Linked DNA regions of Homo sapiens: region 2 is linked to region 1. The links are chromatin loops, found by intact Hi-C in ENCODE. Cell type or tissue: dorsolateral prefrontal cortex. All regions are shown on one strand. Each heading gives the region's core, and the rest is flanking DNA. Links, peaks and the distances in the headings are about the cores only.

What was found. A loop is a pair of places that touch in the nucleus more often than their neighbours do. Peaks named below come from ENCODE experiments on the same cell type or tissue, not always from the same donor. Only the 100,000 strongest peaks of a DNase experiment are listed, where the experiment ranks them.
Region 2: a loop joins it to region 1, with 23 times the contacts of the local background. A loop is called at or near these places in 1 of 110 quality-filtered maps.

What each region holds. Positions count from the first base shown.
Region 1 is chr10:124,726,112-124,731,480 of GRCh38, forward strand. All of the region lies in intron 1 of FAM53B (family with sequence similarity 53 member B), which reads right to left. Among named protein-coding and RNA genes, the nearest start is that of FAM53B, 16 kb to the right of the region's middle. RefSeq lists an enhancer at 2,393-2,532. In dorsolateral prefrontal cortex, for the core only: no CTCF peak of the experiment used is centred there; DNase peaks (open chromatin) are centred at 2,070 and 2,240; H3K4me3 peaks cover 1,030 bases; H3K27ac peaks cover 5,000 bases.
Region 2 is chr10:124,557,413-124,562,781 of GRCh38, forward strand. The region is part of intron 6 of LHPP (phospholysine phosphohistidine inorganic pyrophosphate phosphatase); the gene reads left to right. Among named protein-coding and RNA genes, the nearest start is that of LHPP, 98 kb to the left of the region's middle. RefSeq lists an enhancer at 1,834-2,814. In dorsolateral prefrontal cortex, for the core only: no CTCF peak of the experiment used is centred there; DNase peaks (open chromatin) are centred at 687 and 3,119; H3K27ac peaks cover 5,000 bases.

The sequences.
Region 1 (5,369 bases), core at 237-5,236:
CCAGGTTGAGTCCGGTGGTTCCTAAAGTTTGAAAAACACATTTTTAGTGGATTTGGTACCTAGAACCCTAGTAACTGGGAGGACAATTTTGCACATGAGAAAATCAGGATCCATAAAAGTTGAGTTTCTTGCAAAAGCCATGAGGTCAGAATTGGATGGGTGGCCTACTACCCACCCCCAGCATGTCCTCTGGCCAGGCCCTGGAAATCTAAATCTAGGTCAAGATGATCCTTGGCCTTCAGGAGCTCCAACAGTCCCTAGAATGCACTGAAGGAGAACAGTGGCATCGTCAGAGCCTTGGCCTAGCAGAATCAGAGGCTGAACCAACCACCCAGGTGCACAATGCCCTGACCAGTAGGTGAGAAAGAGGCAGATGAGGATGCCATGTTTCTGCTGCAAAGGAAAGGCATGGGAAGGGCTTTCAGGCAATGGATTGACAAGCTACATTTCTCAAATTCAGCAAACCATTTGGAATGACACTAAGAATCCCAAAGGTTGACTATGCGGTGAAATACGTGTGAGAATCAGAAGGAAACAAAAAGTCACAGAACAGCTGCCATACGAAGAGATAAAAACAGGGTTGAGTGAAAAAGATAAATGATAGGAGGGATTGCTATTAGATATTTGAAGAAATACGAAGAGAACACCTCAATTCTTTGAAAAATACTAATTACCATCTGGCAAATCTTTGCTTTACTTCTACTTGCTGTATTGAGTCTCTGTCAAAAGAAAGAGCTGAGATACATGTTTCATCTACCCTAAGAAATTTCCGTCTAACACCAGAAGTTATCTACTTGGTACACAGCAGCTAGGCTGCCTGTCATGAGAATTTAAAAATTACATCTTTATTTGTAAAAATTCCCTTGCAATATCTATTAAAATCCAGAAGGCACTTTTTATTTATTTAGTTACTTATTTATATTTGGAGACAGGGTCTCACTCTGTCACCCAGGCTGGAGTGCAGTGGCACGATCTTGGCTCACTGCAACGTCCGCCTCCCAGGCTCAAGCGATCCTCCCGTCTCAGCCTCCCAGTTGCTGGGACCACAGGTGCATGCCATAACACCCGGCTAATTTTTGTATTTTTAGTAGAGATGGGTTTTCTCTACGTTGACTAGGCTGGTCTCAAACTCCTGGGCTCAAGCGATCTGCCTGCCTCAGCCTCAGGAAGGCACTTGTAGATAAGAAGATTACACTAGGTGAAGCACCTGAGTGATTGTGGGGGGGGGGGGGGTGCGGGGGTACAAAATGAATCCCCAGGTCACCCAGTATCACAGGGCCATTCACAGGGTAGAAGGGCCCCTGGCCTGAGACTAGCTTCCAAGATTTAAGGGACATATTTGTACTTTCAGAGTTTTTATTAGTGCCCGGAGTACTGGCTTATCTTTGCAAGTTTACTAGCAGGTGGAACACGAGGTAGCAGGATTATGATGGCAATGACCTTGAGCACTGCAAACATCCTGGGCATTTCTACTAGTCACTGCCATTCACCATCGTTCTCCCTGTGCCAATAACCTGGAGAGCCAGAAAATCTGAATCTGCCTTCCCAATGTCTTATCCACTCCAGGGATCTCAAACTCAAATGCCTTCCAGGGCCAAGCAGGAAACACAAATGAGAGAAGCATGCTGCATAGGAACCGAGATGATGTGCAGAGAACATGCCTGGCCCACCGTGGACGGCTCTGGCTACAGCTAACTGTGGTGGGCTGTTTGGGAAAGAAGATCCAGGCTACTATTAAAATTTACCTCCTGACTTGTTAAGAGAAACTGAAAGTCAGGACTTCTTTGCACAATCTCCTTTTTATGTTCCCAAGAAATTTAAAAACTTGTAAAGCATCATATGAGACAAACAAATCATGTCTGAGGACCACATCTGGCCCCCAGACCCAGACCACCAGAGTGCAAACTCCAGTCTAAATGATGCTGACGATTCAGACCCCTGAAAACACTCAAACGACTAAGTTTCATCTTGGTTTGAAGATCTCCATGGACTCGCTTGGCTTCGCGATCCAGTCACACATTCTCATCGGCACCACTCCCTGGCTCACTCGGTGAGTTAGCTGGAGGCCTGAAAATGCCTAGACAGCTCAGACTGTGTGAAATTCCATGCACAACAAAGCAGACCCATACAACTCCCAATCACAGACAGGAGAGGCCTGCCTTCCCACCCATGGACTTGGAGAGACAGTTGATCTGGTTCGTTCACTCAGCCTGGCCCCATGGGAGGCTGTGGCACCCATTCTATGGAGGAAACCGTGGCATTATCTGAAGTACAGCAGAGCCTGGGGTCTGCCCTGCCCCCACCAGGAGAGCTCCCTTCTGGCCTCGCCCACGAGGTGGGGTAGGGAAAGAGTTTCCATGCCAAATACTTCTAACACACGCAAGTAAACCCAGCAGATGGAAGAGACAATTCTGGATCCCTGACGCCTCCAGACTGCTGGCTTTGGTTGGGTCATCATGAAGAGAACAGCTGCTTCCTCAATCACGACTACCGCACAGAACAGAGGATTCTGTTTTGATGACTTCTATGCAAGATATAGAAACAAGAGGGGAGTTTCCTGCCTTTTATTTCAAAATAGCCCAGGACAAACGAAGACTTCTTGTACCATAACAACACATTCAAAGGGAAAGCTTGATGGAGTTGGTTTTCTTAAATGTCACCCCACAGTGAGCAACCTACTTCTCTGCCCACAGGCAGTGATAAAAATGTCATCAGGGAACCCATGCAGAGGAGCAAGAGATTTCTCTTTGAAACAGCAACATGTGCACAATTGGGGACAAAACTAGGTGGTGAGGAGAAACTGGCTTTGGAGCAGAGGGACCTGGATTTTCAAGCCAGGCTCTAGCCCATCACAAGCCACACTCTCTCAGGGACATGGCTGAAGCTCAGCTCCTGCCCAGCGGGGCTAGTCACCCCCAGCTGGCTGTGCAATGAGCAGACGATGAGAGAACATATGCAGAGTGCTTGGCACACAGTAGGTGCTCAGAAAACGCCAGCACTCTAAAAACAGATAATTTCCATTATAAAGGTATTTGTGCCCGGGTTCTTTTGGGCACATGCAATTAGTCTCCCTGAGGGCTGGGACAGCAGTGAGAAACTTAGGGCAGAGCCTAATCTCGAATGATCTCACCCCTCCACTGGCTGAAGAAGGAAGACACAGGACACCATTCCAGGAGTGGCTGGCTAGAGGCAAGCACAGTGTCAAAGGTGGCAGTGGGATGGGAGGGGGACACGTAATCAAGGCTGGCCTTTCAAGGCTATTCTTTTCCCTTTTAAAGCATGTGGGGAAAAAATTTTCCACGTACGACCTCTTAAACACAACTTCCTCCTTACCAGGCACTTCCTTCATGCAACTATTCTAGAGCTAAGTTCATCAGGCTTACTTATCTGGTTTTCTTCTTTTTTCACTCTTGCCCAAGGTCCTGAAAAGTCCTCCTGGTATGTCATTCTTGCATTTTATAAAGGTTTCCATCCTGATTACAGAGGGAGTGGGCATTGTTTAAGGTGTGAAGATTTGTGCAGACTGTAACCATGTAAACCAAACATGGAAAAGCCAGCCATTCCTAACAGGAGCAATGGACTGGACTCCTGACTGTACAATGCATTTCAGAGACTCCAATGTAGACAGCGTGGACTACAACCAGCCACACAGCTCTTCTCCACACTCAGAGTCTATCAGCATGCACAAATGTGGGGGAGATGGGTCCAGCACTGATGCATTTATGCCTGGGTCTGATGAACTGGAGATCTACGCCCTCCATATTTGCCTTCACCCCTCAGAATGACTCTGCCCCTAGTTAGCTTCCAAAGAGATTCCTATTCAGAGCATTTATGGACCAAGCAAGACAAGAGCTACAGTTCAGCCCAATTCCAAGCTACTCAACACACGGCATCAGTGTTGGCAGTGGACAGCATTTTAAGGAGTAAGTCACGTGATACTAGCTAGCTGAGGTACCTGGAACTCACCTTCCTTCCTCATGCCACACAGTAGCCATCATTTTGAATGAATGAAGTAGTTCTTTATCTGATGCCCATGGAAAACATGGTCATTTCATCAGACCATGTATTTCCCATTCCAGCATGGTAGGAACAATGGTATAACCCATCAGGCCCAAATGGCCCAGAACAGAACAGGTATGAATACATAAAAATGGGATTTCTGCAGGACCCAGCATGCAAACACACATGGGGCACTGGACATGGCAGAGTTGATGAGGCCAACGGCCCCAGTGAACCAGGAGCTGAGGTTACAGGCTGCAGAGGGGCATGGTGGGGGCCTGCCAATGGTCATAGGATTTAGGGACAGCCTCTTCACTCCAGGCCCAGGTTCCCTCTGCCACAGCAGACATTTCTCCATCACTTCAGAGTCAACAAACTAATTTTCAATTCTGTGTTTTGGGAGCAGGAAGGTCCAGTGTCTTTTCTTTCAGCAGAATACCTCCTCTGCACTTTTGGTTCTCCCAGATTTGGATTCTCCCCACACTGGGACACAGTCTCGTGTGCTCCTACCTGATGGAACACTCTGCAATGACAGCAACGTTCTGGGTCTGTGCTGTCCAACGTGAGAGGTGACCACCGCATGCAGCTATTAAGCATGTGACACGTGGCTAGTGCAACCAAAGAACTGAAGTCTTCGTTTCATTTAGATTTAATTTAAATTGCCACATGAGGCTACAGCTAACATACTGAACAGCCCAGGTCCGGAGTGCAGAGTATTCATGTGGAGAAGAGGTCAGCACATTTTTTTTTCTGTAAAGGGCCAGGCAATAAATATTTTAGGCTTTGTAGACCCTGTGGTCTATAAATTCTGCTGCTGTGGTGTGAAGGTAGCCACAGACATTACCTACACAAACGGATGTGGCTGTGTCCCAATAAAACTTTATTTACAAATGTAGGCAGTGGGCCAGATTTAGTCACCAGGCTATAGTTTGCCAATCCTAAAGTTGGGAGTTCAAACGCCAGAACTACTGCCCATGAGCTAAATGACCTTGGGCACTTTACCTCACAGAACCCTATATTCTTCATCTATAAAAAGGGAATAATAACAGCACTCACTTCTCAGGGTGGTTATATGAATTAACGGCGAAGCCTAACGCACAGTGGCATTCAAAAAGTACTTGTTGGGTGAATGAAAACGGGAAAGAACTGGGTGCTTGGACTCGCACTATCCTGTTTATTCCTCCTGCTCTGTTAAGTAGGCACTATTATTCCCAGTCCACAGATGAGAAAATCACAGCTCAGAGAAGTGAAGTGGCTGAACCGAAGTCAAAAGCCATCAAGTGGCAGCACTAGAACCCAGGGATCCTTTTCACTGGTTCTGTGCCCTACTCTTTCTTCTCTCAGGCTTTTCTAACTGACATCAGCCCTAC
Region 2 (5,369 bases), core at 266-5,265, 170 kb before region 1:
CAAACCAGAGCCGCTGGACGAGTTCCAAAGGGAACTCGGGCGCACTAGCCCCCTTTGTTTGTGTTTGGAGTGGGAGTCACCGTATAGCTTTATTTGATTACTTTTTACCCAAATCCCCATATCCTCAGGAATTCAAGGACAAGGATACATAACAAAATGATTTTTGTCTCAGAGTAAATCACAGTCCACTTGGAAAATCTCCATCCTAGAGGAGGGTGAGGGTGCAGGTCTTGGGGTGAGGCTGGGGATGAAGCCTCCCATGACTTTGTGGTTACCCTGCTGGTGGGCTCACTCCCTGCAGGGCCATTGGTGGAGTCACATGATGCCAGGCAAGGCTGGCCAAGCAGGGTACAGAGCACACTGGGGGAGGGATGGCTGCACAGGCGTGGACCGTGGGGGATCCAGGGTAGGGATCCCACCTGGGGGTCTTGGGCTGAGTGGTGGAGCGTGTTGCCTGAACACATGAGCCCGTGGACATCTAGTGAGCTTAGGGCATGGCAGGGGTGGGGTGCGTTGCCTGCAGCCTGGGGCGGCCTCGGCTCCTTCATGTCAGCGCGTCCTGACACCGTGACACTGCGCATGGTCACATGGAGCCTGTCCTCTTGTATCTGCTTCATCTCTGGCTTTCCTGTCCATCTGCCTGGTGCTTTGGAGGGTGTACCAGGCTGTGAGGGAGAAGCAGCCACGTGGCTCCGTTTTCTTGTGCTGCAGCTGGGCCAGCAGATCTAGGGGAAAGGCCACTTCCTAGTGGCCTTTCTGGTGGGAGGGAGTCATAGTGATGAGTCTGGAAGCTGAGCCCTGGCTTGGGAGCAGCTGGAAAGGCTGCCTGTGGCCTCCCTGAGTGGACGTCCTCTAGCAGTTGTTCAGCCTCCCTGTCCCCAGCCAGCCACCACCTAGTTGGCACTCCCAGTGGGCCCCACGAGCCGCGTGTTGCTATGCACAGCCCTTACGAGAATCCCACTTTCCAGATGAGGGCGACAGGAGGAGGAAGCATCACTCACTTGCCCAAGGTCCCACCGGCAAGGGGCTCTGAGTCTGGACGTGGCCCTCTGAGCTGCTCTGTCCCCGCTTGGCGTTGGAGCGTCTCAGCCTCTCCCAAGAGTGTGTGCCCTTGTGTCGCTGGTTCAGAAGCCAGAAGGCTTCCAGGGGCAGACCTAGGCAGAAGCCCTGAGTGGGCATCCTGGTCAGCCCTGTGGGGGTTGGGGGCCAGTGGGCAGGGGCACTCACCATGCTACCCAACCCCCCATGGCACCCCCAATGTGGAACGCACGGGCTCAGGACTCACTTTTATTTTGGTAGAGCTTGGAGTCCCCATTTCCATGTTTTGTTTTTCTTTACAGTCCCAGTGTCAAGCTTAGTAGGACACAGATGTCTCAGCAAACAAAACTAGGAGCCATCCGAGCAGGCCCCTGCGGCCATATGCATTCCCATGCGTAGCGAAACCAGGCCCTCTTGCCAAGCACTCTTTGGGAGGATATTTGGAAAAAATGTCAAGGCATTCATTTTTCTCTCGACCTTTTCTGTTGGAATCGTGGGGCCTTAACACTGGAAGTAAAAGGAGTTATAAGACACAGCTGGCTTCCTGCACCCGGGACAGCCCCAGTGGCCAGGCCTGGCCCTATTCTCCCATCTGGCCCTCGGTGGTTTCTGCAGAGGTTACCATGCACAAGGGCCAGGCCGCGGCCCCCACCTATGTGCAAAGAAGTTGGCAATGATGTCCAGGTAGCAGGTGCAGCGGGCAAGGTTTCTACCCCCAGGCTAGTTAAGGACACAGGAGACTCGAGGAGGGAGAGGACCAGCAGAGGACACTCTATGGGGGTGGCTTCTGGCAAAACAGTGCTATCTGAAGATGAGTTTGAAGTTAGGAATGTTTGCTGAGTTGGCCTGGATATTGGAAGTGCCCTTTCTTTTGAGCCCTTTGGCTCTCTTGGCGTTGACCATCTGCTGGTGGAACATGGGTGGGCTCCCAGAGCACCTGCCCCTGTGGTGTATACCAGCTGGATCTCAGCTACACCTACGGACCTGCACTGGTATAGATTTGGGTCCCAGGTTCCCCACCAGGGGCCTGGCTGGCTTCCCCAGGTCCACACCCTTCCAGCGAAGTCACATCACAAGTTGTGTGGAAATGGAGGTCACCACCCTGGCCACAGAGGTGAGGCTGGTGAGGCCCAGAGTGTACCTGTTGGGGATGCTGCAACACTTGGAAATCCGGCTGCCCGAGGCTGGAAGCCGTCTTGCTGCGTATGTCACGTAGGATAATGAGTGGACTCTTTTCTCAGTCCTGGAGGACTTCCTCGGCCAGTCTGGAGTAAGCCATGGCTGGGGAGATCAGTTCTTGGAAGTGCTGGGTTTTCCTGCATCTTTGGTCCTTTGGTGGCACAGGCCTTCCCTTGCAGGCCTTTGGCACCTGTCTGGGGTGTGTGCCATTGGCTCAGTAGCCCATGGGCAGTAAGTTCCGTGGAATCAGGCACATTTTCAGCCAGCGCTGCCAAGTGCTCCCTGCAATGGTGTTGCCACCTGAGGTGCCACCCAAAGCAGAAAACCCTGGGGCTGGGCAAGACAGCAGCTTTCAGGAGCTGGGAGGAGGCATCATTTCCACTTTCCAGGCCCTGCGATCTGGTTTGTAGCCTGTACCAGGGCACTGGAGTCCTGCCTTGGCACAGCTCATGGTCTAGAGGAATAACCTCAGGTCCAGGTGAGACACTCAGCCTGTGATGGCTTCATATGGTCACTACGTTGTTGTATATGGAGAGAGGACTCTTTCTTGGTTTTAAATTTTGTTTTTAATTTTATAAATGTAATATATTCACATGGAAAATTTGGAAATTATAAACAATCAAAAAGAAGCAGCTAAAAAAAGTCCTTTCATAATCCACCGGCAACATCAGTTAACATGTGGCATATTTCCTTCCCGTCTCCTCCACTCCCATTTTTTTTGGACTTCTTAAACATAATTGAGATTGTGTTTTATGTACAATTTTATAGCATGTACTTGTTAGCTTTGAAACAGACCCATCTGCGTTTGCAATTTGGCCTGCAGGGAAAAGACCAGATTGCTGAGTCTTAGCTAAAGCTGTGGGAGAAGGAAATCTAAAAATACCCTCCTCGTTGGCCTGCTCAGGGAGCGCCGTGGCCTCTTGTTCTCCTCCCTGTCAGTACAGCAGAATTAGCCATGACTCAGAGTGGGTCTCCGTGGTGATTCTGCCTCTAGAGAACATGCCGTGCTCCCGACGTCAGGCTCACAGGTGAGCGGGGGCACTAGCCGGGGACGAGGGGCTGGAGCCTGGCCGGCCCAACTACAGAGGGGCCTGGGGTTTGGCTCCTGCCGGAGGAGCCCCTCTAGGGCTCTCCGGGGTCTTCTGCAGAGCGAACACTTTGAGGGGAGCATCTGTCAGAGACACATGATGCTTCTTCACCCAAAGCCCCACCCTGGCTGCAAGAGGAGAAAATCAAAACCGTGAAGAGCATTTTAGAGACTTCCACTTCCAGCAAGATGGAGCAGAAGTGCCTTTCCCTATTCCTCCTGCCAAGTGCAATGAAAAACCCTGGACGTCAGTTATGAAACAAACAGAAGAGGCTGAAAGGAAGAGAGGAGAAGGCAGACTGACCAGGGACCTCAGGACCTGGGGATCAGTGGAGGGGTGAATTCCCTGGGTTTCCTTTGTGCCTTGCACATCTCAGACGTGGAGCTGAAGAAGCCAGCAAGAGCCTCTGCAGAAGCCTGCTCTCCCTGGCTGAAGGACCAAGCCAGGGGCACCTGGCGAGACAGAAAACATTTAGGCAATAACTGTGGTACTCCAGCCAAACACCACAGAAAACCCTGTGGCCCCCTCAGCTACTCGTGCCAGCAAGGGCTCAGCAGGGATCCTGGACCAAAACACTGACCAGGCTGAAATGAGCCCCTACCACTGGGGGTGTCAGAGAAGGCCAAGGAGGGAGCCAGGAGCAGGGTGGGAATGAGGTCCCCCAGCTGGAGCATCAGTGGAGACCACATGGTAAGCCTGTGCTTCCCCTAGTCAGTGGTGACAAGACATCCCTTCCCCTCCCACTGGACGGGCAGCATCATACTGAAGAGTCAGGACTTCATCGCCACTCAGAGGTTACAAGGCTATCCGCCCCCCCCACAACAGTGACAATGGAGCCCGCATGGGACACAGTAATGAGGGATTCCTGCACCTCCCAACCAGGGGAAAACTTCCTCCTTGAAGAGCAGTAATGAGAGCACCTCCCCCACCTCAGTGTCAGCAGAGGCCAAGTGGGGAACCTGGACGTCCACCCCACCCAAGCAGAATAAGGCAGCACTACCCTCTTCCCCTGCCTGAGTTGTGTCCAGAGAAGGCCACTGAAAGGGAAGGTTTAAATAAGACTCAGAGTCTCACACCACACACCCAAAATGTCCAGCTTGTGGTACAAAACCACCTGTCATGCTAAGAACCAAGGAAACCCCAACATGAATAAGAAGAGAAGACCAACAGACACCAGCACTGAGATGACACAGATGTCAGGGCAAAGACTAAAACAGCTACTGGAAAAATGCTTCAACCAGCAATTGCAAATATGCTCAAAACAAATGACAAAGTAGAAAGTCTCAGCAAAGAAATAGAAGATACAGGGCCAGGTACGGTGGCTCATGCCTGTGATCCCAGCACTTTGGGAGGCTGAGGTCGGTGGATCACTTGAGCCCAGGAGTTTGAGACCAGACCTGGGCAACACAGGGAGACCTTGTCTCTACAAAAATTAAAAAATTAGCTGAGCATGGTGGCACACACCTGTAGTCTCAGCTACTTAGGAGGCTGAGGTGGGAGGATCACCTGAGCCTGAAAGGTCAAGGTTGTAGTGAGCTGAGATCACGCCACTGCACTCCAGTCTGGGCAACAGGGTGAGACCCTGTCTCAAACAAACAAACAAACAAACAAATAAATAGAAGATACAATGAAGAGCCAAATGAAAATTTTAGAACTGAAAAATACAGTAGCCAAAATAGAAAACTCCATGGATGGGTTTGACAGCAGAATCAAGGGGACAGAGGAAAGAGTCTGTGAACTTGAAGGCAGGAAAATAGAGATGACCCAATCAGAACAGAGAAAAAATAGACTGAAAAGAATGAACAGACATTTCACCAAAGATGATATCCAAATAGCAAATAAGCACATAAAAAGATGTCATGAGTCACTAGGGTAACGCAATTTAAAGCCACAATGAGACATCACTACACACCTATCAGAATGGCTAAAATAGGCCAGGCGTGGTGGCTCACAGCTGTAATCCCAGCATTTTGGAAGGCTAAGGTGGGTGGATCACTTGAGGCCAGGAGCTCGAGAACAGCCTGGCCAACATGGCAAAACCCTGTCTCTATTAAAAATATAAAA